Linked DNA regions of Homo sapiens: regions 1, 2, 4, 5, 6 and 7 are each linked to region 3. The links are chromatin loops, found by intact Hi-C in ENCODE. Cell type or tissue: heart right ventricle. All regions are shown on one strand.

What was found. A loop is a pair of places that touch in the nucleus more often than their neighbours do. Peaks named below come from ENCODE experiments on the same cell type or tissue, not always from the same donor. Only the 100,000 strongest peaks of a DNase experiment are listed, where the experiment ranks them.
Region 1: it touches region 3 in a loop (8-fold over the local background); 63 of 110 quality-filtered maps call a loop at or near these places.
Region 2: it touches region 3 in a loop (5-fold over the local background); 30 of 110 quality-filtered maps call a loop at or near these places.
Region 4: a loop joins it to region 3, with 2.1 times the contacts of the local background. A loop is called at or near these places in 30 of 110 quality-filtered maps.
Region 5: a loop joins it to region 3, with 2.2 times the contacts of the local background. A loop is called at or near these places in 14 of 110 quality-filtered maps.
Region 6: a loop joins it to region 3, with 4 times the contacts of the local background. A loop is called at or near these places in 27 of 110 quality-filtered maps.
Region 7: it touches region 3 in a loop (2.7-fold over the local background); 23 of 110 quality-filtered maps call a loop at or near these places.

The regions. Positions count from the first base shown.
Region 1 is chr16:49,591,466-49,595,465 of GRCh38, forward strand. All of the region lies in intron 5 of ZNF423 (zinc finger protein 423), which reads right to left. Among named protein-coding and RNA genes, the nearest start is that of LINC02179, 130 kb to the left of the region's middle. In heart right ventricle, CTCF peaks have their summits at 1,627 (motif pointing left) and 1,837; a DNase peak (open chromatin) is centred at 1,476; H3K27ac peaks cover 447 bases; H3K27me3 peaks cover 542 bases.
Region 2 is chr16:49,919,564-49,923,563 of GRCh38, forward strand. No RefSeq gene overlaps it. Among named protein-coding and RNA genes, the nearest start is that of ZNF423, 65 kb to the left of the region's middle. RefSeq lists an enhancer at 2,043-2,774 and a silencer at 3,451-3,634. In heart right ventricle, a CTCF peak has its summit at 2,483 (motif pointing left); a DNase peak (open chromatin) is centred at 2,418; H3K27me3 peaks cover 829 bases.
Region 3 is chr16:49,490,356-49,494,355 of GRCh38, forward strand. It overlaps ZNF423 (zinc finger protein 423), which reads right to left. Exons shown (of 8, transcript NM_001379286.1): 8 at 1-949. The coding sequence ends at 920. Among named protein-coding and RNA genes, the nearest start is that of LINC02179, 26 kb to the left of the region's middle. RefSeq lists enhancers at 2,171-2,794, 2,795-3,416. In heart right ventricle, CTCF peaks have their summits at 2,013 (motif pointing right) and 2,217; DNase peaks (open chromatin) are centred at 1,576, 1,816 and 2,062; H3K4me3 peaks cover 1,269 bases; H3K27ac peaks cover 1,046 bases.
Region 4 is chr16:49,913,288-49,917,287 of GRCh38, forward strand. No RefSeq gene overlaps it. Among named protein-coding and RNA genes, the nearest start is that of ZNF423, 59 kb to the left of the region's middle. In heart right ventricle, no CTCF peak of the experiment used is centred here; no DNase peak of the experiment used is centred here; H3K27me3 peaks cover 375 bases.
Region 5 is chr16:49,439,851-49,443,850 of GRCh38, forward strand. The region is part of intron 2 of LOC105371244 (a long non-coding RNA gene); the gene reads right to left. Among named protein-coding and RNA genes, the nearest start is that of LINC02179, 24 kb to the right of the region's middle. RefSeq lists enhancers at 1,424-2,371, 1,627-1,906, 3,428-3,929. In heart right ventricle, CTCF peaks have their summits at 714 (motif pointing right) and 1,592 (motif pointing right); a DNase peak (open chromatin) is centred at 1,711; H3K4me3 peaks cover 416 bases; H3K27ac peaks cover 3,384 bases; H3K27me3 peaks cover 238 bases.
Region 6 is chr16:49,874,775-49,878,774 of GRCh38, forward strand. No RefSeq gene overlaps it. Among named protein-coding and RNA genes, the nearest start is that of ZNF423, 21 kb to the left of the region's middle. RefSeq lists a silencer at 1,983-2,142. In heart right ventricle, CTCF peaks have their summits at 2,079 (motif pointing left) and 2,285; a DNase peak (open chromatin) is centred at 2,057; H3K4me3 peaks cover 956 bases; H3K27me3 peaks cover 1,414 bases.
Region 7 is chr16:49,753,672-49,757,671 of GRCh38, forward strand. All of the region lies in intron 2 of ZNF423 (zinc finger protein 423), which reads right to left. Among named protein-coding and RNA genes, the nearest start is that of ZNF423, 100 kb to the right of the region's middle. RefSeq lists enhancers at 281-939, 940-1,598. In heart right ventricle, a CTCF peak has its summit at 1,779; DNase peaks (open chromatin) are centred at 1,111, 1,355 and 1,583; H3K4me3 peaks cover 1,286 bases; H3K27ac peaks cover 2,509 bases; H3K27me3 peaks cover 759 bases.

The DNA.
Region 1 (4,000 bases), 100 kb after region 3:
CCAAACCAAGTATGCTAAAATAGTATGGGCATTATAAGTCCACTGCAACTAAACACAAGTGTGCAAAAATAGGGCATTATAACTCCACTGGAAGCCAAGCCAAGTGTGCAAAAATAGTATGGACATTGTAAGTCCACTGCAAACTAAACACAAATGTGTAAAAATAGTATGGGCATTATAACTGCACTGGAAACCAAACACAAGTGTGCAAAAGTCTGTGCATTATAACTCCACTGGAAACTAAACAGTATGGGCATTAAAACTGCATTGGAAACCAAACACAAGTGTGCAAAAACAGTACAGACATTAAAACTCTGCTGGAAACCAAACATGAGTATGCAAAAGAGTAGGCAGTGATTCCATTTCTACACAGGAAAAAAAAACAGGCACCACTGTCTTTGCTGTTAGAAGTCAGGGTTGTGGTCCTCTGGGGGCTGGGACAGGAAGGTGCAGGAGGTGAACTTCTGGGGTGTGGGTCACACTGTGTCATGATGTAGTGCTTACCTGGGTTTGGTCTGGGAAAATTCAGCAAGCTATCTGCTGCTTATGACAAGTAAGCTTTTCTGTATGTAATGCATCAATAAAGGGTTATTACATTAGGTTGGTGTAAAAGTAATTGAGGTTTTTGCAGTTGCTTTTAATTTCTATTTATTGATATGTCTACTTTTCTGTATAAATATCAAACTACAACAAAATGCTTTTTAAAACTGTATCTATGCATGTGTGAACACACAGAATTGGGAAAGGTAAACATCAAATTGTTAACAGCAGTTTTCCCTGGGAGGTGAGATTAAGGGTGATTTCTATCTCTTTCTTCTGTTTATCAGCATTTTTTTTCTTGTAAGGAAAGTGTATTATTTGAGTTTTTTAAAACACAGCTTTTTTAAAAACAGGAGGGGCAGTTCAGCTGAAATTATAAGGAACACAGCCAATTAGGAAAATTGATAACAACCACCACATCATCATCTACTCAACAAATAAAGCATAAAATGCAGTTTGGGACCTATTCGACCCCAGAGTCTTCTTAATGCAGGCTCCCCTAAAACACAGTGACAGAATTCTTTTGCAGAAGTCACTTGCAGGAGTGAATTCTTTTTCCCTGGCCTGGGCCATAAGCCATGAACCAAAACGTGAATAAGACAGCTCTGTGTGCCAGGGCATCGCTGTAAAGCCTATCCTCGTCACCCACACCAGCCGGGAGTCAGCCACGTGCAACCAGAGAATAGTTACACAAAAGACAAAGCAGGCAGGAAACTCAAACCCACTCAGCAAAGGTGTGTGATGCCCCCACCTCTGCCAGAACCGGCGGACCTGAGGGCTATCCCCTCGCCTCCCCTCCCCACATGCTCCTTGCTCATTTTAGATCCATTTCTAACAGATCAGTCTTCACTCTGCGATGCCCAGATTCACAGGCTCAACTTCTCACTGCCATCCATAAACAGGGAAGAAGATATGTTAGCAAGGTGTGGAGAGACAGCTTTCGTGCGGTTGTGGGTCTGGAGAAGGGTCAGTCATCCAGGTGCAGTCATCAGCTCACCCTCCCCAAACCAAAATCCTTCAAATACCTGATCAAGATGGATTTGGAGGAAAGGTTGTATGGGGGAGTGAAGAGAAGGGGGACCCCTGGTGGTGACTGCTATCCACAGCAATCCAGCTCTGACCCCAAACTCATCCCCACCCCAAAGAGCCAAACCTCTGGGCTCTGCGTGGTGGCTCATGCCTGTAATCTCAGTGCTTTGGGAGGATCACAAGAAGCCAAGAGTTCAAGACCAGCCTGGGCAACATAGCAAGATCCTGTCTCTACAAAAAAAATTTAAAAATTAGCCAGGGGTGGTGGCACGTGCCTGTGGTCCCAGCTACTCAGGAGGCTGAGGTGGAAGGATTGCTGGAGCCTGGGAGGTCAAGGCTGCAGTGAGCTATGATCATGCCACTGCACTCCAGTCTGGGTGACAGAGTAAGACCTTGTCTCAAAAAAAAAAAAATTTCTCTGCCATTCACAGACCTCACTCTTGTCCCTTAGAGGTCTCACCCCTGCCTCTCCCGCCAGAACCCTCTCTGAAGTCTGGCGGACAGGGTTTGCAGAGATCTCTTTCTGGTGGGATTGTAGCACCTCCCACAGGTCAACTTCCAAACTCTACCCTGACTCTCTGCCTGCAACCAAGCCATATGCCCTCCGTGCCTTTGTTTCTCCATCTGTATACATGAAACACCCAAGCCCCAAGCCTGCTCACAGAGAAGGGAGAATGGCCTTAGATCTCCGAGAAGCCCCCAAGACCAGCACCGCTGGTGTGGGACCTGGAAGAAATCCACTTCCTTTGCAAAGTGAGTAAAGCTTATTTAGGAAAGCACAAGGTTGGGGAGAGGGGGCCGCGGAGGCAACACACTACTGAAGAGAAGACCAAGAACTCTGCCAGGGGCTCAGAAGGCAGCAGAAATCTCTATCTGTAAGAGGCTCCTCCTGGCCCCCCATGGAACCCGCAGGTTCCCCAGAGGCAGCTTCCTGTCCCCTGCAGGAGAACAGGAGGAAATGTTGTCCTAGATTACTGGGGATGGACCAAGTCAGGATAGAACTCAAAAACTAGCAGTGCAAAGCGAGTCCTTGAGAACCATCCCCTCCCCTCAGCCCCCCAGCTGCCTGCCTTTCAGCTGGGGGGTAAACAGAAGTGGGGACATATCTGGATTAAGAACCCAGAGCAGTAAATGTTCCCTTCCAGATTGTGCAGGGTGTTAGACCCTGGTTCAGTTGTCTCTCTCTTTATTAAAAATTCCACACTTCCCTCCCATGCGCCATCCCCTCTGGCCCCTCTGGAATCTCTTCCCTGCCTCCTCTCTCCTCTCCTTCCATCAGAAAGTTTGGTGGAAAGAGATGGCCACACCCTTGCGGTAACACAGCCAGCTGCCTCCAAGCTGGGAAGCCCCCAGGCCTCTCTCAACAGAGGGAATGCTTACCTCTCTCACACAGACACACACACACAAGTGCATACTGACACAAACAGAAAAACACAGGCATACAGAAGAGGGGTTCACTGTCACACCCAACATACACACAACACACAGACAGGAATATAGAGACATACACTCCAAGATAGACACAAAAACACAGATAAACCCACAGATCCAAATACAAAGCATTAAACACATAAGACCACAAACACACTCAAAGACAAACACAAAGCACAGAAAGAAGCATCCAATGTGTTAGCCCAAAAAAACACCCACAGGCACAAAGACATCTAAACCCATAAACAGAAGACTCGAAACAAACTCACGGGGATGCAGATGGACAGGCGCAAATATAACACAAATTAGAGCACACACGGCCAACAGCAGCAAGAACAACATGATACACAGAGGCCACCACTCAGGCTCACAGACATACCCTCAGGAGCTACGACAGGCACACACAGGGCTGTCAACGCAGATGTCTTGGGAGAGCAAGAGGGCGGAAGGAGGCTGGTTCTTACAAAACTGGACCTTGGTCAGTTGCTCCCAAAACACAGACAAGGCCCAGCCAGGCTCTTTCAGAACTCCTTGGCATCCTCTTTCTTGTTTTGGTCCTTAAATTCCTCTCCACCCCACCACCTTGGCCATTTTCACCCTGAACACCCGGGTGACCCCAACAGCACGATCTGCGTCACAGCTAAAGGCGGGAGGGCAGGGAGTGCTGCTGAGGTGGGGGTGGGGGGGTCTCTCTTGTGTCCCCTCCTGTTGGTTTTCCTCCCCAATGAGGACAGTACAAAAGAGGGGCTCAAGAAGTTAGGGTTTCCCTGCCACTCCCAGCTCCAGATGGAGCTCACATGTGGTAAACCCACACTGGGACATTGTCCCTGGACATACTTCAGTGGCTACAGACAGAGGCTGAAAATCAAGGTCAAATCTTTCCAGAAACCCCAGGGCTAAACTGCCCTCCAAACAGCCCCTGATCCTGCCTGAACTTAAATTCCCAGGCGCACTCACTAGCATCTTCCTGCCTTCCCAGCCACAGACCAGCTTAGCCTGA
Region 2 (4,000 bases), 430 kb after region 3:
ACTCCTGGGGTGCCTGTCCTCTGTCCTGCTTCCAAAGCAGAGCAGAGAGCATAAGAGTGGGCTTCTAGTAGGCTCTGTCATCCTCTTCTGCCAGTGATATGTCATTCTTCCTGACTTAGGGTCCTTCAATCCCTTCTCATGAGCCACTAAAATGTGTTCAAAAGTCTTTCCTGAACAGAAAGGATGAGAGCTCTTGGGATAGGCCTGGGGCTGGGGAAGCAGGGGCCATATTTATTCCTCATGGTGTCCCTCAGGTCTGAGCACTGTGTGTGGCTCAGAAAGCCAGTCTGAATGGTGACTGATGCACCCAATGCTGTCTGCCAAGTCCAAAGCCCTCATAGAGGGACCTGGGCCTTGTCTAGGTGAAGGGACATTTTCCTTCTGGCCAAGAGACTTCCAGCAAGAGGCTGGAGGTGGGAGCTTAGTGGAATGGTGGGGCTGGGGCTCCTGCTTTTCCAGGAAGGTGGGCTTCAGAGAGTGAGCTAAGGAGGGTGGTGCAGGTGAGGCCTGAGAAGCAAAGCCCCAGTCTCTCAGGCAGCCTCCAGACTGGCCATGCCTGTTCCCTGCCTAGAAGCTTGCAGCTAGCCAGCTCAGCTCAGTTCCTGCAGGAGGTTCTAGATCTGTAGTGAATGAAGAAAGTGCATTTCAGGGGAGGGAAGGGGGGTGGGGAGTCATGGGCAGATGGAGACCCAAGGTTGGCTCAGATGTCCCTCTTGGATACCCTTGGATTTAGGGTCAAAGCCCCGCTCAAGGTAGGCCTCTGCCGGAGGGAGCAGACACATATGAGGGGCTCCTGAGTTCACATAACACATGTTTGTTGAACACCTACTATGTGCTGGGCACTGAGCTGGGCTTGTGACTGTAGTGACATAAATAAGTGATGATGAGATCTGTGACAGCACTGAGCAGAAGGACAGGACCGAGGGTCCTGGTAGGCAGGGAAGTCCTGTTGCAATAGGCCACATTTTAGCTGACTCTCGAAGGATGAAGAGGAGTTAGCTGCATAGAGTGGGGCAAGAGAGTCCAGACAGAGTATGGCAATGTGGGACGGTCCCAGGGCAAGCCCAGGGCTCCAGAGACTGGACATCCAGGTGGCTGGTTGTGTGTGGAGGGAGGAAGTGGAGAGGCTGGAGGCCACACAGAAACACAATAAACGTCTGGATTTTGCTCTGAGGCTGCAGGAGCCATGGATATGTAACCAGTGGGGTGGGGGGCTAGACACACAGTGGGTCTTGTGCTGAGAAGGGACAGCATGGAGGCAGGACACTTAGGGCAGACACAGGTCCGGGGACTCTGGTGCTGGTACCACTGCCTGGGCAGCAGTGTATGGTGGGATGTGAAAAATACCTGCTATCCTGGAACCTTCCCCGCAGCCCCCAGGGACAGTGAGCCCTGTCCCAGTGGACGAGTGTGGGCTGGGGAGGCTTTTGTGAATTCTGTTGTGGAAATCCATCTTCACCCTGGGAAATCGAGTGCCCTTCAAAGGCCCATGCTGGAGTTCGCCTTAATCTGGGCAGACACCTTGTGGTTGCATGTCCAGCTCATGTCATTTAAAAATTCTCTTTGAGATATCCCAGGGCTGGGGTTGCTTTGTAGCTTAGGAAATCCACAAAGGACTCAATTTCAACAGGGACTGGGCCCATCATGGCACACTGCTGAAAGGCCTGTCCACGAGGAAGCTCCAGACATACCACAGGCCCTCGGCGTCCTGCGACAGCCAACACTGGTGGTGGTGGTGTGTAGCAGTGGGCCATGTGTCCAGGTTTGGGAGGGGAGGCAGTTTCTAAGTGAGAGGCCCCCATCTCCCAGCGCCTCCCACCTGGAACCAGGATGCACAAAGGCATTTAGACACTTGCATCTGTGTCTGTCTTCCATGCGGGACGATTCGGCAGCTCTGGGGGTTTCTGAGGCTGGAAGGACTTCCCTGAGCAGTGGCCAAGCCAAGGGGTGGCTTAGGGGAACGTTTTTGTTGTTGTAGAGACAGAGTCTCCCTGTGTTGCCCAGGCTGGTCTCAAACTCCTGGGCTCAAGCGATCCTTCCACCTCAGCCTCCCAAAGTGCTGGGATTACAGGTGTGAGCCACTGCACCTGGCTGGCTTCAGAAAACTTAAACCCACCTCAAATCTCCACCAGCCCCCTCCAACCCCCTAGTTAAATGTATGGTCCAGGTAAAGACAATGTGCCTGTTCTTCAGCTTCAAAACCAGCCCCAGCCCCTGCTCCTAAGGCAGACTGCCAGCCCCCTAGCCTGTCAAGCCCTCCCCAATCTGGTGACCTGACTAGACAAGCAGTGGGCCTGGGATCCTCTGAGCTAGCCCACACCTGAAGCTTCCGGAGAGCCAAGCCCAGCTGATGGGGGCCCAGCTTGTCCCAAGGTGGTGGAGGTGGTGGTTTCAGCCTGGCGCCTCCACCCCCTCTTGCCTGCCTCCTCACAGACCCATTGTGTCCCAGCTTCAGAAGTCACCGTCTGCCCCCTTCTGGTGGCTGGAAATTCTCAGGAAGCCTCCGATGGCAGGAACTCCAGCACAGGTAATGGGGTGAAGGTGCAGGGCTCCACCACCTCCCTGTGCCCCTCCCCAACCCTGACTGTGGCAATTGGTTGCCCACCTTATCAGGACAGGAGCCACAAAGGTATGCCTTTCACCTTCCCTAAATACTGTCATATACAAGTCACAGAAACAGGATGGAAACGAGGGACATTCTCCACCTTGAATCTTGCGGTCCATTGCCAGGCCAGCCTCCCTTCAGTGACCTATAAATCAATTTAAAAAATAATATGCTAAGTACCCTGGCATAGTTAAATCACACCATTTGTGTGTTAGAAGCATTAATCTGTGAAAGCTATTTATGTAAGTACACTACAAAGGTGGAAATTTGTGTTGATGCTTCTTCATTTTTACCACATAGGAACACTCAAAACTGGAAACAGCCTGGCCTTGCATGCCGCCCAGGACCAGGCACCAACTGAGACATGTAGATGGAGGGGCTTTGTCTCAGAAAGGCCTGGAGCCCAGGACAGAATCTCCCTGTGTTGGCTCTCCGGAAGCTTCAAGTGTGGTCTGGCTCAGAGGATCCCAGCCCCACTCCTTGTCTCATCAGCTCACTGAGTAGGGGCAGGCTGGACAGGCTAGGAGATTGGCAGTCTGCCTTAGGAGCAGGGGCTGAGGGCTTGTCTTGAAGCTGAAGAACAGGCACACCGTCTTTACCTGAACCATAAATTTCACTCAGGGGTTGGAGGGGCTGGGGGAGATGTGAGATGGGTTTAAGTTTTCCTAGGCCAGCCAGGTGTGGTGGCTCACACTTGTAATCCCAGCACTTTAAGAGGCCGAGGTGGGAGGATCACTTGCCCAGAAGCTTGACACCAGCCTGGGTAACACAGGGAGACCCTGACTCTACAACCACAACAAAACTGTTCCCCTAAGCCACCTCTTGGCTTGGCCACTGCTCAGGGAAGCCCTTCCAGCCTCAGAGAGACCAGAGCCTAAAAGCTAGGACCCAGGGCTCTGGGGTGAGCAGATCTGGGCTCAAGGGCAGCCTTCTTCGATGACCAGCTGTGTGGCATTGAGCAACTGACTCAACCTCACTGCGTCTAGTTTGCTCATCTGTAAAATGGAGCCTTCCGGATCCAGTAGCAGGGAGGTTTGGAGGGGATTGCAAGTGTAAAGCACGCAGCTCTGGGCGAAAGCCCAGGGAATAGGAGCAACCTCTGTGAGAGCTCCACATGCTGGCCCTGAGCATGCTTTCACTGTGACACAACGAGGGTTAGACCCACGATCTCTCTGCCATGGACGAGGCAGCTGGAGATGAAAGCCAGGATTTGCCCAAGCAAATAGCCGGAGAGCTGCAGTGCCACGATGCCGCCCTTTACTTTTGGATTCCAAGACCACTGATCTTTCCTCGTCCCATGCCTGCTTTCCAGGTGACTTGGTCTGCTTTCCTTTTCCCATTCAGTTCACAGAGCACCGGGCAAGTGCCAGGTAGGGTGCCCAGGCCTGTAGGGGA
Region 3 (4,000 bases):
GAGTGGGAAGATCAGGGTATTCCATCATTAAGGGGTCTTCTGCTTTGACTCCTGTGGCCACTGCCAGCCTGTCCAGTCTGCATGCATTAGGTTACTACGATTCTTTTCCAAGGGGAGCAGGGTCTATTGTGTGCAGGTCCCCAAGGGCGTGTGCAAGCCCACAGGAACTTGTAGGGGAACACACCTTACAGGAGCTGACAGCCCCCCACGCGGCCCTAGGCTGGGGAGGAGAGAACCAGGCAGCCGGATGCTAATCGCATGGATTCCCTTTATTGAACTGTACTAGTTACTGCAGTCAGATTAAGTCACATTTAAAAGCAGACCATCCAGTTGCACTGAAACCGATTATATTCATTACATAGTTTTAATCACTGTCCGGTGAACTGGCAAATCCAATCAAAGCATTAGTCTTTAATTAAAAAATTAAAAGGAAATATTCAGACAATAGCCAAGCAATCACATCACGATGCACAATTACCTAGAATTGCAATTAAAAAGTAGTTAACCGAAGGGGGTGGGGGGTGGGGGGGAAGAAAAACAAGAAAGAAAAAAAAGAAGCAAAGAAAAAAAATCACACTAATTCTTTTTTAAAAACTATCAATATAATACATGAAGGAACAAAGGACAATAGCCTTAAAAAGCAGGTTTCTCTAACTCTAGAAATGTAGTCTGCGGCGGAAAGTCTAAAAGCACACTAGCTGTAGCAGGACAATAAAAAATACTGAGCATGGAATACTTTTAATCTCTGCCATTAATATTCATTTCCAGCTGCTTATAATAGCAGCGCCTCATGGCCAAATCATTAGAGTTTTACATCTGGGTTGCAAATGACACTTTGATTGGATGTAATGTTCAAATGGCCCTCCCCACGGCGTCTCCGGCAAGCCTTCTGCGGAGAGGTGTCCTGTTGAGCGATCCCTCACTGTGCGTGCTGGCTCATCGTGTGGTTCTGCAAAGGCGAAGAAAGGAGACACACATGAAGGAGAAGAATGGAGAGCATGCTCGTCCCTCCCACTCAGTGCATTTACGCCGGGAGCCGCAGAAAAGCGTCTCGATTATAACAAAACAAAATGCAACAAGGAAAAAGTGCTCCAGGGACGCAGCTGCCAAGACGCCACGTTGATTTGGGGCTTGGGGATAGGTTCCTGTTACTGCCAACTTGGACTCCCTATATGTTGTTTTTTGGCTTTTTTTTTTTTTTTTTTTTTAAAGACCATTCAGGTCTTACCGGGGGGACTGGCTAGGTGGAGGGAAAGGGGAAATGCCGGGGAGGAGGCAGGAATTAAAAACATCCCTGTTCACCTCTCCATCTCCCTTTTCCTCTAATGAAGAGGAGGAAACTCTGATCGCCTGCAGGCTGCCCTCGCATCCCCCTCTCAGTCTTCCCCGTGGCTGCTCCGAGCCTAGCAGAGGGAGACAGCAGATGTGCTGTGCAGCTCTCCGGCCAAGAAACACCCGAGCGGGCACAGGCGTGCTGAGGCAGTGGGCGGCCGTGGTGCCTGCGGCCCAGGCAGGGGACAGGTCACCCGGCAGGAAGACGCGGGAGGAGCCTCTGCTGCTGGGCTCCGGGAGCCTGCCTGCTTGGTCACATGGCAATGGCCCAACCAGAGACAGGGACTCAGTGCAGTTTGGCCGAATGCACCTAGGAATCCAGGGCCCAGGTGGGACCCTGTGGCCAAATGTTTCCCTCTCATTACAGTCAATGGCATTTCCTCCCCCTGCCAGCCAGAGGGGGCCAGCAGGGTTGATCTGTTTCACAGGAGCCAGCGGCCTGGGACTGGGGGTGGGATTTGGCATCTGAAAGCCGTCTTTTTGTTTCTTTTCAGTGGTTCGTGTTCCAAATTCAGACCCATTTCATCAAAGCCTCAGGTGGTGCTCCACCTCATGACACCTGGAGAAAGGAGGCAACATCCACCAGGTGTAGGGTGGCCCTGTTTGGGGCCGCACAGGACCCTAGATCCCCGGGAGAGGCTCCTTCTGGGCGCCCCCCAGGGCCCGGCGACTCCTGCAGCTGTGCCGCTGACCGCCAGGGGTCAGCAGAGGCACCGCGTCTCTCCTGGGCTCGGGTCCGCGGCGAGGGCGACCAGGTGATGCCAGTAGCCTCGCCCGGAGGCCGAGGCCGGGGCCGGGGCCGGGGCCGGGGCCGAGACGGGCCACTCCTGCTCCCTGGAGCAGGGCCCCGCGCAGTCCCTTCCCGTGACGGGCACTGCGAAGGCTGCGGCCCCCGTGGTAATGTCACCGACCCTTCCTGCGAGCTCCCGGCCGGGAAGAGGCAGCCCGCGCCTGCCTCCCAGCAGATGCCCACAGCGCCAAGCGACAGCCTCGTGCTCATGCGGGCGGAGCAGGCGCACGGCCGGGGCTTGGTGGGCATGCGTGCTCTGTGCCGTGGCAGGCACCGCTCTTTCAATCCTCACAACAGCCTTGCGAGGTGGGACTTCTTAAGATGAAGACACCGAGGCCTAGGAAGGCAAAAATTACAGGCCCAAGGTCACCCAGGTTGGAAGCACCGGGCACTGAACCAGATGGCTGGAATCCACTAGAGCAAGGGGATTTTCAGGGGAGCCAGGCTTCCCAGGGCCTGCACCCCATGGGCACCGCAGTCTGCAAATCACCCGCATTCTGCACCAGACACAGTGCCACCTCTGCCGGCCGGGCCTGACACCTCGGTCGGGGGCGTCAGGGACCCAGAGGCACCAGGCAGGTTGTCTGAGGCCACAGATGGGATGCAGGCGGTTTCCATGGGAACCCGCACCCTCCAGCCGTGGCACCTCTCCCTGTACTTGTGCAGGGACAGCCAGCTAGTCCTGTGGGGAGCCGAATCCACACTCTACACAGCCATCCTCCTGCTACCTTCAAGCCTCTGCTGACTCAGTTCCCGCCTCCCTTCTCCTCCCTCCCAACCAAGCTGCTCTTTGAGTCCTCTAGGCACATGGATCACTTCCCATCCCTGCAGACCTCTCCAGGCACCTGCAGCCCACCTCCCACACAGCCACGCACCTCTCATGAGCTAGACTGACCTCCTTTGCTGAGCTGCACACAGGGTGGCGGCACCTCCTTTCTCAGGACCCAGGGCTGGGCATGCACTGTCCTGACCATACGCCTGGGCCTCCAATCCCCAGCAGGCACAGCTGCCCAGGAGCAACTTGGAGGTCTGCACTTTCACACCCTGCCAACCGCCAGTCAAAAACCCCTGCTATCTTGGTGTGGGTGGGTCATTCTTTATTAGGGGGAGGACAGGGAGGAGGAAGAGAGGGGACATGAGGAAGGGAGACATGGACAGCTCTTTCTTGTCCTCAAATTATGGTTCCTAGGGCCTGGCACAAAGTAGACACTCAGGCAGTATTTGTGAATGAGTCAATGGAAAGAAAACGAATGAATGTATGGATAGGATGTGGATATGTGGAAAGGGGAGAGGGCATTCCAAGAGGAAAGAATAGCAGAGACGGAGGTGTGGAGCCTAGAATCCAAGTGGCGATGCAGGCACAGGTCCCAGCACAGAAGTCACAGGAAGGCTGGTGGGCACATGGCCTACGGACAGTGGAGGCCTTGAGTACCAACAAACATGGACTTTGTTCCACAGGCCACAGAAAACCAGACATGATATTCGATCTCCACAAAATCCCCAAGGACCACCCACTACCAACATGGGCACAGGGGGTGTCTGGGATCTCTGGAGAATGAAGCAGCCTGTTGCCAGGATGCCAAGAACAGGCTCAGTGTGACACACATGGCCCACACTGGCTCACCAGGGCACTGCTGGTGCAGACATGATGAAGGCTGGAACCCACACCTGGGACCACTGGTGAGGAAAACTCCAGAATGCCTATGCCATTCCCCAGGAAAAGCCACAGTGTGCCTGCCCACTTAAATAGCAGTAGCAGGGGGCTCTGAGGTTACACTCAAGAAAGAACTTCCTCCTAGAGGGTTCTGAGACAGAAGGATAAAACTTCCTTCCCTGAAGTTTTGTGACAGGAACAAAAGCCCAGGATGTCACAGCAGA
Region 4 (4,000 bases), 420 kb after region 3:
TCAAGCCATCCTCCTGCCTCAGCCTCACCAGTAGCTGGACTACAGACATGTGCCACCACACCTGGCTAATTGTTTTATTTTTATTTTTTTACAGAGGCAGGGTCTTGCTTGTTGCTCAGGCTGGTCTCAGACTTGTGAATCCTCAAATGATCCTCCTGCCTTGGCCTCCCAAAATGCTGGGATTATAAGCATGAGCCATTGCACCCAGCTTTATTCTTGAATAACCAATGGCTTCAAGGTAGGGCAGCTCCAGGCTTCATTAATTCAGTAAGTCAATCATATTATCAGGGAGCAGATTCCTTTGATCTTTCTGCCCTGCCCTCTGTGGTAGGTTAGAGCAATGGCCCCCATTTTTCATCCCTGCCCCCAAATTCATGCAGGAACCACATCCCTGGGTACCCATCAGCCCCAGTCCCTTGACTTTGACCCATGCATTCTAGCACACGGATGCAGGTAGAGGTTTGAAATGGGCCTGATGCGTGCTAGAGCTTGTCCTTTGCACCTCTGCCATTTCTCTGAGAACCTGCTGCAGGATGAGAGACACAAAGGACACATCTGAGGCAAGCTATTTGGTTGGTGAAAAAAGTAGTGGCAAAACCCGCAATGACTTTTGCACCAACCTAATAGATCAGCTGACTCCAGTCATGTGGGCAATAAATATTTCTTGCTGAATGCCTTTCGAGTTTTGAGGTTGCTTGTCCACAGTATTATCGTGGCCATAGATAACAGATACACATCCTTAGCACAACAACTTGCACTAACTCTCCTCCTGACTCCAAGATGGCTACAGTAGTTCTAGAAATCACATGTAGCCAACAACGATCAAAGGCAAAAAATGAAAGGGAGTATTCTTAACTTGGGTCCTTTTATCAGAGCGAGGGAAACCCCCCCGCCAGTACCCAGCCGACTTCTCAGCCAGCACCAGATCTCATGCTCTGTTTATCTGTCCTTGGCAAGAAGAGGTCAACAGGGCTTGATCAGTCAAAAATCACATCCTGGGCTGTGGAGTGGCCCACTCTCCCTGGGAAGAAGAACAGGCCCCTGGGAAGAAGAAAGACAAGCAAAATGGGGATGAAGAAGGGTCTGTGTGTGAGGGATGGAGGAATGGCTGTGGGACAGGCAACCAACAGCCTGTCCCCCACATAGTATCTTGGAGACTTAGTTCCCCCATCTGTCAAATGGAGATAATACCTGCTCTACCTACTTCCCTGCGTGAAATGAGAAAATAGACGTGAAAACAGCATAGCAGATTCTACGATTATGTGGCTAGCATTCAGCTAGCCTGTAAGTCCATCAAATATTAGTCTTATCCCTTGAAAGAGGCCTTTACTAGTTCTTCATGGGGACTAGAAACCATACTAGAATATTTTCCCAACTTTCTCCCAGTGCCTAGTGGGGAGGGCTCCTGCATGGTGATGGTCTCGTGGAGTCCTATTGCAGTTTATCCAACAGGGGCCATGGGTGAGGCCACACTCCCACCAGTGAAGCAGGTCTACTTTGAGCAGATGAACACCTCACTGTCAATCATCTGCAGAAGAGGTGGGGGGAGGGGCGGGCGGGCAGGGAGGAACCAGGAACTGCCTGGCCTTGGCTGATAGGGGCAGGTCTGTAGCTTGAGGGACAGCATCTGTCCCAGCAGAGGAGGGAGTGGTGGGGCAGAGACCCTGGGGGAGCTTTACAAACTGGAAAGCCTCCTCGGGTATCTATGACATCAAGAATTTCCAAATGCACAAGAATCTCAAGGCATGCGAGGCTCTTTAGGGTCCAGCACCCCCGACCTGCTCTCCCTCAGGCAGACCCTTGGATTCAGAAGTCTCTTCAACTCAGCATGATGACAGAGTCCTTACAGATGTTCCTCCAGGGTAAGGAAGGGCTGGATGCCTGTAAAACTCATCTTTGTATGTGGTTCAGCTCACATCATGGACAGGTACAAAATCAGGTTTGGGTTGAAGAAGATTTGTGAATAGTCAGCAAAGCCAAATCCTGAACCTACTGGCTACGAGTCCCAGCCTTTCCCCCACCCTTTGCTCAGGTTCCCAACAAAACCTCTTAAGTTACAGGGTGCTTCCCACTCTTCAAAGCTTTTGCACACACGAACCAGGCTATTCACTGCAGCTTAGATTTCAGCACTCAAATGCCGGTAGGTAGGCGACTGCTAACAGAGCACCGGACAGCCACATGGCAGAATCCACAGCAGCCACTGAAAAGGACGAGACCACGCTCTCTAAACTGACATGGAAAGCTCCAAGGTATATATAGGCTCTCATGAAAAAGCCAAGTCCAGGACAGTGTGTACACGTGTGCACGTGCATGGGAGCAACATCTCTGGAGGGACGCGTTCTGTGGGGCGGGAGGGAGAAGCCAGTGTCCAAAGGCAGCAGGGAAACTTACTCTGTATCTTAGAGCCTTTTGCATGGCTTGAAAATTTTTTTCTTTTGGGACTTTTGCCTGTTTAAATAATAAACTTGTTTTCAAAGTGTTTTAAGGCTGGGCAGGGTGGCACAGGTCTGTAATCCCAGCACTTTGGGAGGTCAAGGGAAGAGGATCACTTGAGGCAAGAAGTTCGAGACCAGCCTGGGCAATATAGTCAGACCCTAACTCTACAAAAAAAAAAAAAAAAAAAAATTAAAAAGTCGCCACACACAGTGGCACTTGCCTGTAGTCCCAGCTACTCAGGAGGCTGAGGCAGGAGGGTTGCTTATGCCCAGAAGTCTGAGACTGCAGTGAGCTATGATTGCGCCACTGCACTCCAACTTGGACAAGACAGTGAGACCTTGCCTCTAAAAAAATCCAAGTGCTTTAACCCCTGCTAATGTTGTTTATCCCTCCCTGTGGGTGGGTGATAGGGTTTGGATATTGGTCCCACCTGAACCTCATGTTGAAATGTAACCCTCAGTGTTGGAGGTGGGGCTGGTGGGAGGTGTTTGGGTCACGGGGGTGAATCCCTCGTGGCTTGGTGCTGTCCTCGTGATCACGAGTTTTCACAAGGTCTGGTTGTTCAAAAGTGTATGGCACCTCCCCACCCTCCTTGTTCCCACTCTGCCACGTAACAGCCTGCTCCCGCTTCCACCAGGAGTAGAAGCTGCCCAAGGCCTCCCCGGAAGCCAAGCAGATGCCAGTGCCATGCTTCCTGTATAACCTGCGGAAGCATGAGCCAAGTAAACTACTTGTCTTTATAAATCACCCAGCCCCAGGTATTGCTTTCGAGCGATGTAAGAACAGCCTAATACAGTGGGTATGGTTATCCCCATTTCAAAGAAAAGAAGGCCGAGTCCCAGAGAAGCAGAGTGACAGACCCAGGGTCCCCAGGAAGATTCTAGCCAGGACTGACCAGCAGCCTCCTGGTTCTCCATCAGGAAGGGGTTCCAGCATCAGTGTGGCAGTTACCCTCAAGTGTGATACCCCCACTAGCCTGTTTCCCCAGCTGCCAGCAGCCTGGCCTGAAGGCCCCCTCCAGTCTAGGCATCCACAAGGCTGCAATGCTGAACCAGAGACAGTGGACCCACTAAAGTGTCTGCAGCAGGCCTCACTGCATGTCTCAGCAGCGCAGCCTCAACTTGCCCACCAGCCCTGTTCCCATCGCAGTGCATTGCTTGGAAAATACATTCTTAAAACGCCTGTCATATTTTATCTGATGTTTAAAGTTGATTTTCCTTTGGATGACACACAATATGAATGGGCTGCTCAGTGATCTCTTTATCAGCCATAGACTCCAGCATGATGCTCACCACCCGTGTCTGGATGCTCTTTGAGCAGGCCTGGAATGGACCCAGATTCAGGATTCCAGAAAGGCTCTGAGTGTGAGGTGCCCAGTGAGTGTGAGGGGCCCAGTGAGTGTGTGGGCCTGGGACTGACCAAGGGCTTTTCCAAATGACTGACAGGGCTCCCATCTGCCTATGGAGGCCATGGAAAGGTCCACACTGAGACAACTTCACTACAACTGAAAGAGAGCAAAGACCTAAAAGAAAATATCCACACATGTACTGAGGAGCTACTATGA
Region 5 (4,000 bases), 51 kb before region 3:
ACCGAGCTCTGCCCAAATCCCCAAAAGCCTCCTGGGAACAGCTGCTTAGGCATGCTGGTGGCTCTGCTCCTGGCTGAGCCCATCTCAGAGCCTTACCCTCAGCCAAGAGACACTTCACACACTGACACCCCCCACCCTGGGGTGGCCACATCTAATGGTCAATGTTGGGGGCCGGTAGAAAAGCCTGGATTCTTCACCCCAATTTGGAACATCTCTGAATGATCACAGCAGTGCCAGGGCTCCCAGGGGATCAACAGAGGCCTTTGCTATGACTGCATCACCGCCCATCTCCTTCTCTGCCCCATCCTGAGTCCCTCTCTCCCTACAGAGGCTGGTTCTGCATACAAATATCCACCCCAGAGCCTACCTCCCAGGACACCCAACGGTGACACCCTCTAAACCCTCATGTTCTCATGAGTCCTATGGAGAGATTCACCCACTTTACCATGCCTTTGAGAGTGTAAGGAGATGGCACAGGCAGGCAGCCTAGATGGGAGTGTGCCATGCGTGTGGGAGGTGCTCAGTGACTCCTTGCTGAACATCATGGACCGAGAGCTTAGAAGAAGGCAAGAAATATGTGGCGATAGTTCCTAACCACCTGGAGTTCACTCCCCTAAACCAGAGCTTCTCACCCTTGGCACTGTTGACATTCTGGGCCGGATAATTGTTTGTTGCAGGGCAGGAGGGGCCTGTCCTCTGGGCTACAGGGTGTTTAACAGCCTCTACCCACTAGATGCCAGTAGCAACCCCCAATTGTGAAAACCAAAAATGTTTCTAGACACTGCCAAATGTCCCCTGAGAAACAAAATTGCCCCTGGCTAAGCAGCGCTGCCCTAAATCATTAAAGTTCCCTGAGCCACCTCTGAGAGAGAGTCACGGTTTGGGGCCAAAAGTCAATCAGGGGCCCTTCCTAGGCCCCTCCACAGGGAACAGGGAATCTCAAGTAAGGCCAAGGGGAAACGTGAGAAACGTGGGGCAATGGCAACAGCCCACGCACGGGGGTGGGGACGCTGCTTCAAACCCCAGCCACGCATCCTGCAACCCGCACAGGCCGGTCCCCTTCTCCCAGCCTCAGCGTCCTGAGATGGGAAATGGAGACAGCAATTCCATTCCTTCGACCTGCCAGGGAAGTTTCCCCAAACAATGGCTTGGTGCGTGTGCGTGTGAGAGTGTTCTGACAGCAGTAAACGTACTGTGCAGAAGTACAATGGGGTTGGCTCCCACAAACAACCATCTTACCCAAATTCAGCTAAGTGAGTGCAGACAAAGAGAAGGAGAGAGAAATAGGCAGGCAGAGGCGCATTTATTGACCCTGTCACTGTTCCCTCATCCCCATCGCCCCAGGGACAGGGAAGGCACAGCTAAAATGCCCAAGAGACAAACAAACAAACAAAATAAGTGAAATTCTCAGAACCCATCAGGTCCTAATGATTCACAGGATTTTTGAAGGTAAATTTTACTACAGAAGATGTTGCTGTATTGGGCAATTATCCAAGCCTTGAGTAGGGATATGACTGAGTTTTGTTTTTTACTCCAAAAGCAGTGAATAAAAAGCATTTCAAAGAAAGTAATGCCAACTTGACAAACCCATTCCACCAGCAGTGGGCAGCAGAAACAGGAGGAAAAAGAAAGTTTGCCTCTGAAACACCTGGTAGATGTAGACCCGGGCCTCCGCCTCCTCTCCACTGCCCGCCCTCCATCCTGCCCTCCCCGGAACAGACGGAAGCAGCGAGATCCTGAAATAGCCTCGCTCTCAGCGGTGAGACAGGAAGCCACCAGCCCCAGGCCTGAAAGCCATCATGCAGTTGACACAGGGACCCCGCTGATGCCGCGTCATTTACCTTCGGGGGACTCGCAGCCGCCCCCGCAGCCTGGGTTGGCAGGCCGGTGGAGGTCGGCCAGAGGCGTGCTCCCTGGGGCCATCCCAGGGAAGGCCCAATGATCACTTGCTCCAGAGCAAGTGGCTTCTTCCCCACTACCCTTCTCTGAAACCCCACACTCTGGTTCTTCCATCCCAGACCCAGAGGCTTGATTTACCCCATAAACAGTGTGGGGTCTATAGATTCTTTTCGGGGGCCATTAAACATGCTTGAGATCTAAAAAGAAAAAAATAATAATAATTGTGACTGTAAAATACAAGAATAAAACTGAAAAATCAAAATTACTAACAAGTTCAAAACCACAATTCTAAAACCCTTTTCACTTTTTAAGCAAAATAATTGTACAAAACAATTGCATTCTATGTAAGCTGAGTCAATTTTTTTTAGTCTATTGTTGTAGTGTGGAAAAGGTTCTCACACAGATCTTCAGTTGACCCCCCCAAAAAACTTACTCCTTTCACCTCCTAGAGGTAACTTTCTCTTGTCTTCCTGTGTCTAAATGGGACGGTGAGACAGAAAATCTGCAAGTCCGTACAACACCTCTCTTCCTGAATCTGCAGGACAGTCTCTGAGACTCCAGGGCACAGCCACTGTAAAAGCCAGTCTTCTGGAGCTATAGAGAGTTTTAGCACAGATCTGAATTCCTGGATGCATCCAGGAGCTAATTCTAAACGTCTGTCCCCCCAGCCCAAGATGTCAGTCACCTGTTTCATCTCTGCAAGTTTAATGGAAGATGCCAGGCTAGGAGTTAGGGGTGGGGGTTCTTAGACAAGCCTGGCCCTCTTTCTTATAGAAAGCGGAAATGCCATCGTTCTGCTCCAATGTCACCACCAAAAGTAGAGAAAAACAGGACAGACTGAGAGGGCCATTTTCATTAAGAAATAAGAGCTAGAAATAGCACCTTTCACCTGGGTGAAAGAGATCCAGTTCTTTGTGGAAGAGAAAGCTATTCTCACTGATTTCAGATGCAAACAAAGCGTGCCTGTGTCTTCCATCTTGACATCCACTTCCCTCACTTCCCTGACCTACAAGCCCTAAGCTAGGTCCATCCCAGCCCTGCCACTCTGCCCCTTCTCTACTGCCCCTTCTCCTCCAGGAAATCACATGTGGTTGATGGAGGGCAAATGCCTGCCCACTACCTGCCGGGTCCCCCAGTTGGCAGAAATCTTTCTCCACAGTCGGTGGGCAGGGTTGTGTTTATTTTGCAATTAACAAAGAACAAAGGAAGTGGCAGGGCGCTTGGAGGTGGTGCTTCTGGCTTGCTTTTGGGGACCTGAATTCCTGCCTTGCTCTTGGCTCTGTCGGCTCTGGCTCCTGGGGTGGGAGGGGAGTCACTGCCCTCAATCATTTCACAGCAGTCTGTGTCTTTTTTGGCCAGGTCACTAGCTGCAGCAGATGGGCCCTTTACTTTAAAAGAAAAGCAAAGAGCAAAGCTCTGCCCAAATGGGGCCCAGGGCGTGCTCAGGTCTGAGGTGATGAGTAAAGGTATCCCCCTTTACTCATTGATTGTGTCATTGAGGGACCAGCGGACCAAGAAATTCCCTGCCATGCGAGTGTCGGAGAACAGCCCCTTTGTCACGCCCTCTTCAAAGCGTGACCCGTGTCCCCGTGCACTACATTGGGATGAGACAGACCCCTGCTAACAAAAACAGGGAGATTTGGGGGTGCTTAGGGGGTGTTGAGATAGCAGATAGGGCTCCAAGTTACCTACGGTAAACAAAGCAAATTATATTTACTTCCATGGGAGCCTGAGATTTTGACAGCAAAGAGAGACTTATGGTAGAGTTGTTGCTGCATTTATATTTAATAAATTTAAGAGAGAGATGAAATAGACTTTAGCAAGGCTAGTGAAATATTTATAAAAGCACACCGAAGCCGTGTAAGGGAGAGAGAGGGAAATAAAACAGCTCGCATGTGGGATCAAATCGAGCAAGCCAGCTTTTAACCTGACAGCTCCCTGTGCACTGCGGGCAAGAGAGCTGCCAATGGGCCACAGATGCACCACACCTGAGCTAGCCGGGAAGACAGGGAGGTGTAGGGAGGGGAGGACGGGGTGCAGACGGGTGTGTGTGCACAGGCACAGCCAGCTCCATGCAATCCAGGGCATCTGTCACACCTGT
Region 6 (4,000 bases), 380 kb after region 3:
AAAACACCCATGCATGGGTGTGGCTGTGTTCCAATAAAACTTTATTTATGGACACTGAAATTTGAATTCTGTGTAATGTTCATGTGTCCTGAAATATGAGTGTTTCTTTTTCTCTTCCCCAACCATTAAAAATTTGTAAAGCACTCTTAGCTCAAGGGAGGGCTGTATAAAAACAGGTGGTGCCAACCTCTGTTCTAGAGGGATAATAAAAACTGAAACTTACACAGCACTTATATGTGCCAGGTACTGTTCCAGTGCTTATGTAAATTGACTCATTCAATCCTTACACAAACCCTGGGAGGCGTGCAATCATTGCTGGCCCCACTTTACAGAGAAGGCAAGAGGCACACAGAAATTGACATAAAGTTATATTATTAGAAAATTGTGGGGCCAGGATTTGCATCCAGATCCAAAGTGTATGGTTTTATACACTATTCTATACCTTTGCCTCCAAAAAAATCCAACAAAATCATAAACAGCTGTCTTTGTTTCTTTGGTTTTTTTTTTTTTTTTTTTTTTTGAGATGGAGTCTTGCTCTGTTGCCCAGGCTGGAGCGCAGTGGCGCGATCTTGGCTCACCACAACCTCCGCCTCCCAGGTTCAAGTGATTCTCCTCCCTCAGTCTCCAGAGTAGCTGGGACTACAGGCACGTACCACCACGCCCGGCTAATTTTTGTATTTTTAGTAGAAACAGGGTTTCACTATGTTGGCCAGGCTACTCTCGAACTGACCTCGTGATTTGCCCACCTCGGGCTCCCAAAGTGCTGAGATTACAGGCGTGAGCCACCACGCCCAGTCCAGCTGTCTTTGTTTAATATCTATTATGCCCAGATACTCCGAGGCACTAAATGTACAATAAAAGAAATAGACGCAAACAGCCTTATAAGACATATGACCCACTTCACAGTGGTCAGCTCAAGGAGAGGACACCCCTTCCCTGGGCCACTCTGCCCCCCTGCTCTCAGTTTCCTTGCCTTGCCCACCTTCCCTACAGTGCCCTCCAAACACCCTGCTCCACAGCCTTCCACATGCTGGCTAAGCTACAACTTGAATTCCAAAACCAGAATGATGTCGGCATCATTGTAACACACCCAGATATTTGAGGAAGAAGATTCAAAGCTAAACAGCCCAGGAAAGAGACAAAGACTAGGGAGGTTTCCAGGGCCTGAGAAAGCCTTTTGTGGGTAGGGCTGTGGTACAGGCACGGGGAGGTGGACTCTAAAAGAACCACTTCTTTGGTGTACCTCCCTCTATTCTCCCCTCTCTCCCAATGCTAGCAAGGCCTCCGGGTCTTTAAGAGGGGAAGGGGGAAGCAGGTGAACGCTTCTCGACTTCCAGAACACGGGGGAAAATGCCTCTGGCATTAAACAAAGCCTTTTTATATTTAATGCCAGCCCGGGATTTTCAGAAAACTTTCCCCAAGAGTCACTGAATGTGTGTGCACAAAAAATTACACACCAGTGTCTAAGCAGAGTTGGATGCAGAAACACGCACTTGTGCACGCTGAAACATCCAGCTGGGTCCACGCAGCCGCGGCTGCCCGCGAACCGCGTGTTCATCTGCGTGCTCGCACGCTCGGCGGGACTTGTTGCACGCTCGGGTGCAGCCCGGGCTGGGGGAGTAGGCTCCCCCAGGAATTCCAGAGCCACGGGGGGTGGGAGGAGAAGGAAGCCGTCGCAGCGGGGGTGGGAGGAAGGAGAGGGGAGGAGGGCGAGAGAAGAGGGAGCCCCCAAGCTGGAAGAACAGGGCGCAGGCCCGAGGCCGGGGGCTCCGAGGCCCCGGTCCCCAACTGAGGAGCCGCCCAGCTGGCCGAGTAGGGGAGGACCGAGCGGCGGGAGGCAGGAGTGAGATCAGAGGGTCGAGGGGCCAGCCCAGGGGGCGGGAGGGGGCAGGGACACAGGAGGGAGCTGGGCGGGGGCCGCTTAAGGGTCAGGGTGCGGCGTGGCGGGCGAGGGGCGGGAACGGCTGGCTAGGGTTGTTCCCAGGGCAAGCAGCTGGAGACCCGCCCCGGGAGGCGTCTGAGAGGGCCGGGAGGACCAGCGGTCAGCGCGGGAGCTCGGGCGCCCCCTGCCGCCAGGCCTGGGCATGGGCCCCGCAGGCCTTGGAGATCCTCTCCAGCCGGGATCCGAGAACCCAAAGCCCCGCAAACTGCGCAGGCCCAGTAGGGGCTCGCAAACCGGGGGCCCCAGGGTTCTCACTGGCCAGCATACTTGTGTAGAACTTTGTTTTTTCTTTTTGGAGACAGGGTCTCACTCTGCCGCCCAGGCTGCAGTGCAGTGGCACAAACACAGCTGACTGCAGCCTTGACTTCCCTGCCTCAAGCCATCCTCCCACCTCAGCCTCCTGAGTAGCTGGGATTACAGGCGCACGCCATCACGCCCGGCGTTTTTTTGTTTGTTTGTTTGTTTGTTTGTGTTTTGTTTTTTGGGTTTTTTGTTTGTTTGTTTGTTTTACAGGCAGGGTCTCCCTATGTTGCCCAGGCTGGTCTTGAACTCCTGAGCTCAAGCGATCCTCCCACCTCGGCCTCCCAAAGTGTTGGGATTACAGGCATGAGCCACCGCACCTGGCCTGTTTTGTTTTTTGTTTTTTAACATGAGTCCCAGTCTTTGTAGCTGGAGCCTGGGCTCTTTAGGTCACCACATCACTCCCCAAACACCCCGCTGTAAACCCAGCCCTTCTTTCAGTCGCTCACCCAGCCCCTGAAGGCATCCCCTGCTCTAATCTTGGGAGTCAGATACACCTAGGTCCTGGGTTCCAAAATGAGCTGGGCTCCTCTCAGACTGTGTCTCCCTGAGGGAGCACCATCTGTCAAATGGGCCAATTATACCTACTCTCTCAGGCTGCCTGGGGGTTTCCCAGGGAAACACAGGTAGAAGCTTCGCCTTGAGTCAGTGCCTCCCCTCAAATAAATTGGGGTGAATATTGGGCATTCACAGTGAAGACAGGCCCAGCCAATATGATGTTCAAGAAAGCAGGTGATGCTGAGACTCAGAGCAGAGAACATTAAACCTCACAGCTGGCCAGAGGCAGAGGTGGCGCCCAGACTCACATGCTCCAGCCCCCAACCTGGGGAAACTTTCCACTGTCTCAGTCCTGAAAGCCAAAGGGTTTGTTTTCCAAAGCCAGGTTCAAGCATCTAAGTCAAAAGCAGCTTCCAATTGCTTTTCCATCCTCACTTCACTGGGCACCTTTTTAATGTGCCAAGCCCTTTACCTAAGAGAATGCTGCCTATATGCCCACTGCCCCACTGCTCAGATAGCTAAGACAAGGCTCAGTGACGGAACCTACCCCAGCCACCCAGCCACCCAGCCAGCCCAGGATTCAGCCCTTCAGCTGCGCCTCAAGTTCCTCAAGATGCTCCACCCCTGGCCAGTAAGTCAGCATTCTGGGGGGAAGTGGAGAGTTAGCTTTTTTTTTTCCCCTAATCCCCAGGTAATTACAATGTGTACCCCTGGTGAGAACCACAGTACTGAATGTCAGGCAGAAATGTTCCAGTCTGGAGTTAGCAAGCGGTGGTCCCTGGGCCCAGCCTGGCTTACTGGCACATATCCTTAAATCCCCAGAGTAGTTCATAAAATTGTGAATTCATTACTAGCAGGTAAAAGTCAGGAAATTTCTTTTTTTTTTTTATTCTCTAAGTTCTGGGGTACGTGCAGGTTTATTACATATGTATACATGTGCCATGTTGGTGTGCTGCACCCATTAGCTAGTCATTTACATTAGGTATATCTCCTAATGCTATCCCTCCCCCCTCCCCCAACCCACGACAGGCCCCAGTGGATGGTGTTCCCCACCCTGTGTCCAGGTGTTCTCATTGTTCAATTCCCACCTATGAGTGAGAACATGCGGTGTTTGGTTTTCTGTCCTTGCGATAATTTGCTCAGAATGATGGCTTCCAGCTTCATCCATGTCCCTGCAAAGGACATGAACTCATCCTTTTTTATGGCTGCATAGTATTCCATGGTGTATATGTGCCACATTTTCTTAATCCAGTCTATCAT
Region 7 (4,000 bases), 260 kb after region 3:
CTGGCTATCAAAAAAGGCCTCTCTGGAGAAAGGACATTTGAGCAAACACTTGAATGGCACGAGGAAGCCAGGCATTTGGCTGGGCATGGTGGTTCATGCCTGTAATCCCAGCACTTTGGGAGGCCAAGGCGGGCGGATCACCTGAGGTCAGGAGTTCGAGACCAGCCTGGCCAACATGGCAAAACCCCGTCTCTACTAAAAGTACAAAAATTAGCTGGGAATGGTGGCGGGCGCCTGTAATCCCAGCTACTCCAGAGGCTGAGGCAGGAGAATCACTTGAACACGGGAGGAGAAGGGTGCAGAGAGCTGAGATTGCGCCACTACACTCCAGCCTGGGCGACAAGAGCAAGACTCCGTCAAAAAAAAAAAAAAAAGCCAGGCATTAAAAGGTGGAGGAAGAATAGTTTGTTTATGCAAAGGCCCCAACCCAAGGCCAGGTCAGGTGGGGTTTCATAAAGAAACGGGGAGAAGTTTGGCTTTAGTAACTCCTCCTTGTTGAGCAAGGCAGTGGCATTGCCCCCACCTAACCTGCCCTCTCTCTACACACTTTTAGTTTTCAAAGCATTCATCATTGCATTTATCAGTTCCCTCCTGCATTCAATCTGGCGTAAGCTCCAAGAGGGCAGGAAACCTCCATCCAGGGTCATTGATTAATCCCCGATGCCTAGCACAGTGCCTGGTCCAGAAGAGATTCTCAATAATGTTTGTTTAATTAAGTAATTATAGGCACTCAGTAAGTGCTCAGTAAATGTGATCATCAGGGCTGCCAATAGGGATCAAGCTGCTTTGGAATGAGATGAGACTCCCATCCCTGGAGGCATCCAAGCAGGACCTAGAAGAAGACATGCTAGGGACCCTCAGACCCAGAAGAGGCTTCCAGGTCCTCTTCCACTATGAAAGCTGTCAGGTCTGCCCTATGCCCAGTGCAAGGGATGGAGGGGCAGCTCGGGCTGCCTCAGGGACAGACAGCGTCTCAGCAGCCGTAACACATGTGCACCAAGCCGGAGAAGCCGCCTGCATTTCTCAATCACTAGAGATGTATTTGCACCTCAAAGTGCGGCCTCCTGCACTGCTTAATGAGGAAAGCAATCATTATGGGGGGCTTGCGGGCCTGGGGTCGGAAGGAAAGAAAAAACTTTTTTTGCCAACATTGTGTACAGAGTGCCAGGCAGAATGGACTTAAATCCTCCCTCAAAGGGCCCCCTGGGCAGGGCACTTCCTGCAGACAATTGGAACTTGGCCTGTAGGGTTCAACTTCCTTTGTGTTAACTAATTTCTGACTCAGGGTTTTCAGCTATTTCTTTCTAGAACAATACACTCACTGCAACAGTCCGCCGGTGCGGCTATCTTCCGCGGTGGCAGCGGCACGCTCTCCCCTGCCTCCCTCCTCAGCAGGAGGGGAGGGAGGTGTGAAAAGCCATCGAAAAGAGGTGGCTGGGAGCGGTCAAGCCCTGTCCCCCCACAAGTGCAAGTCTCATTTTCAGCTCTCTGGAGCCAGAATGCAAGACAGGACCCCAGGAGGGGTCTCGGAGCCCCCAGGATTTCTGGGCAAGCAAATAACAAAGCAGGCGGGAAAAGAGGGCACAGCCCCCAGAAGAAAACCTTCCTCCCTCGGTCATTAACCGAGCCCACCAGAACCCTCCCGCCTCCTCGCCCGCTTTCCCGTTTCTGTAATCTTTTTCTAATCTGCTTGCCGCTTCCTGCTTCCTCCAAACCACCTTAATTGGGAACTCTTTAGTTCACAAGGAAAGTTCATTTCTGCTCTCTGAGGACACCTATCGAGGGTAAGCCAGGCTCTTCATCATAATTCTTACCAGACATGGCTAATAATGACCCTCTTTCGCTAATGAAAAAAACACACACATGCACACATTGTGGCTGCGGTAATTAAGCCTGTGACGAGTTGAGTTGGAGAGAAATTAGATTTATTTACACGCTGTTCTGTTGCTGATGAAGCACAAGCTATCGGGAAGCTTTCTCATTAACCCTCGTTTACAGGGTGTGTGCTCTTTTGTGCCTCTACGAACCCTCTGTAAATTGTAGTTGGTTAAAAAATAATAATAATTAGCCATTCTTAGAGTGGAGTTTTCTCCTATAACTCTGTTAATCCTCGAGTTACACTGCCCAGATGCTGATGGTAATAAAATGCCCAAAGGACTTCAGGTCTGAGCTGCAGCCACATCAATGCATCAGCCAACAAGTGTTGCCGGAATGCCTGCCACCCGAAGACCCTGTGCTAGGGACCCGGTGGAGTCAGAGACGGCCCTGCCTCGGAGGAGATCATGAAATCTTCCTACTGGAAAGGAACTGGGTGAGTGGCTGATTGAGGCAGAAAGAATGATGCAGGGGCCAGACTGAAAGCCAGGCTGAGTCCAAGGTTCAGGTAGAAGAAATAGGGAGCCACTGGAGGTTTGTGAGTGAGGGAGGGGAGGCAAATGCAGTGTTTAAGCAAAATTAGATGACAGCCCACAGAGATGACTGGAAGGTTTCAGAGACAAGGGTTTTCAAAACGGACTTGCTGTTTTGAATCCTGGGGGCAGCCTGCATCAGCCCAGGCCGCCTATCACCAGTTACGACAGCCTGTGAGGTCTAAGAGGCTCTAAGTGTGTGGCCCACCACTATCTTAATGACAGCTCTCTCTTTGGAGGGACTGTCATTTTATTAAACACACATACAGACATTAAAATGCTTCCCAATTTCAGAAATGTTAGGCAATGACAAAATACACATCTTAGAATGAAAACAGCATGAACATCAAGCGCTTGGAAAACAGCCTTTTGGAAGGCCAGTCCCCGCCACACTGATACGGAATTGGACCCCTCCCCGGAGTTCCAACACTGGCCTAGACAAAGAGCACCCGGACTGCCACAGATGACTCCATGGCACCTTTCAGGGGCATCTTCCCACCAAATGCGTGTCTCGAAAGGTCCCTGCCCATCCCTTAAGCTTGGACCCAGGGAAGCTTCAAGTTGGAAGGGACCTAAGAGACCACCTCATCCAGCCCAGCTCTCACCTGCATGGAAAGGAGGAGGTGGCAACCATCACCACCTCCCAGGGCACACGGGCAAAAAGGCACGGGTCATGGGTGGGCTGAGAACAGGGGGAAGCACCCATGATGAGTTCGGACACTTGTGAGCACCCCTGAGGACAAGTCCATTGCGAGATGGCGGGGGGAAGCCAGCATGCGCGGGGAGGGGCAGACATGAACAGGCCTCAGAACCCATGTCCACATGGCTGCATAATTCCTTGTTTTCTTCTAGAGTGTGTGGCACTTTTAAAAGCCAAAGTCCTGCCAAAAGACAGAAACCCCACCTAACTATAGTGAGAAGTCCCATTTTGTGTCACCAACACACAATAGACAACTGGCCCTGTGCAAGTGTTTTTGTTTTTCTTATAAATTACTTGTCACGATGCACAATGACAGTTATTTCTTTTCCATTACGCTGTGCAATGTTGGGACTGAATCCAACACTCCTGTGTCCTCCACAACAAAGACAAAAAAATAGACTTTTAATCAACGCTTATTTATAAATGAGGCCAAGAATTTCCATTCTCATTTTTTCCTGTTTCCATGTGCTATTGGAGATTCCATAGGTTCGTGATGCTCTTCCTGACTCAGCTTAAAACTGGCTACACCGACATCTCCTACAGTCTGAACTTCTAACAAAGGGAGCCTTCAGTAATGAGTCATAAAACCACTATCCTGTTCCCATGTAGAGAAGATTAGGTGAATAAGGAGGCCAGCCCCCTGCTCCTACCAACAGCAAGGCTTGATCAGCCACCTGCTTGAAGTTAAGTTTCCAGGACATGAGGAGCACCTGCATGGTGAGGACTGCAGAATGCTGTTGACCCAGCATTTGAAAATCACCATAGCCCTCTCCCATAGAACTCACCTGTCAGTAACTTCTAAAATTCAACACATCCCTCAGGCTATTGTGGACACCCAAACCAAGCCAGACACGTGACCACCTGCCTCCAAATCCCCCTTGGGTGGGGTGAG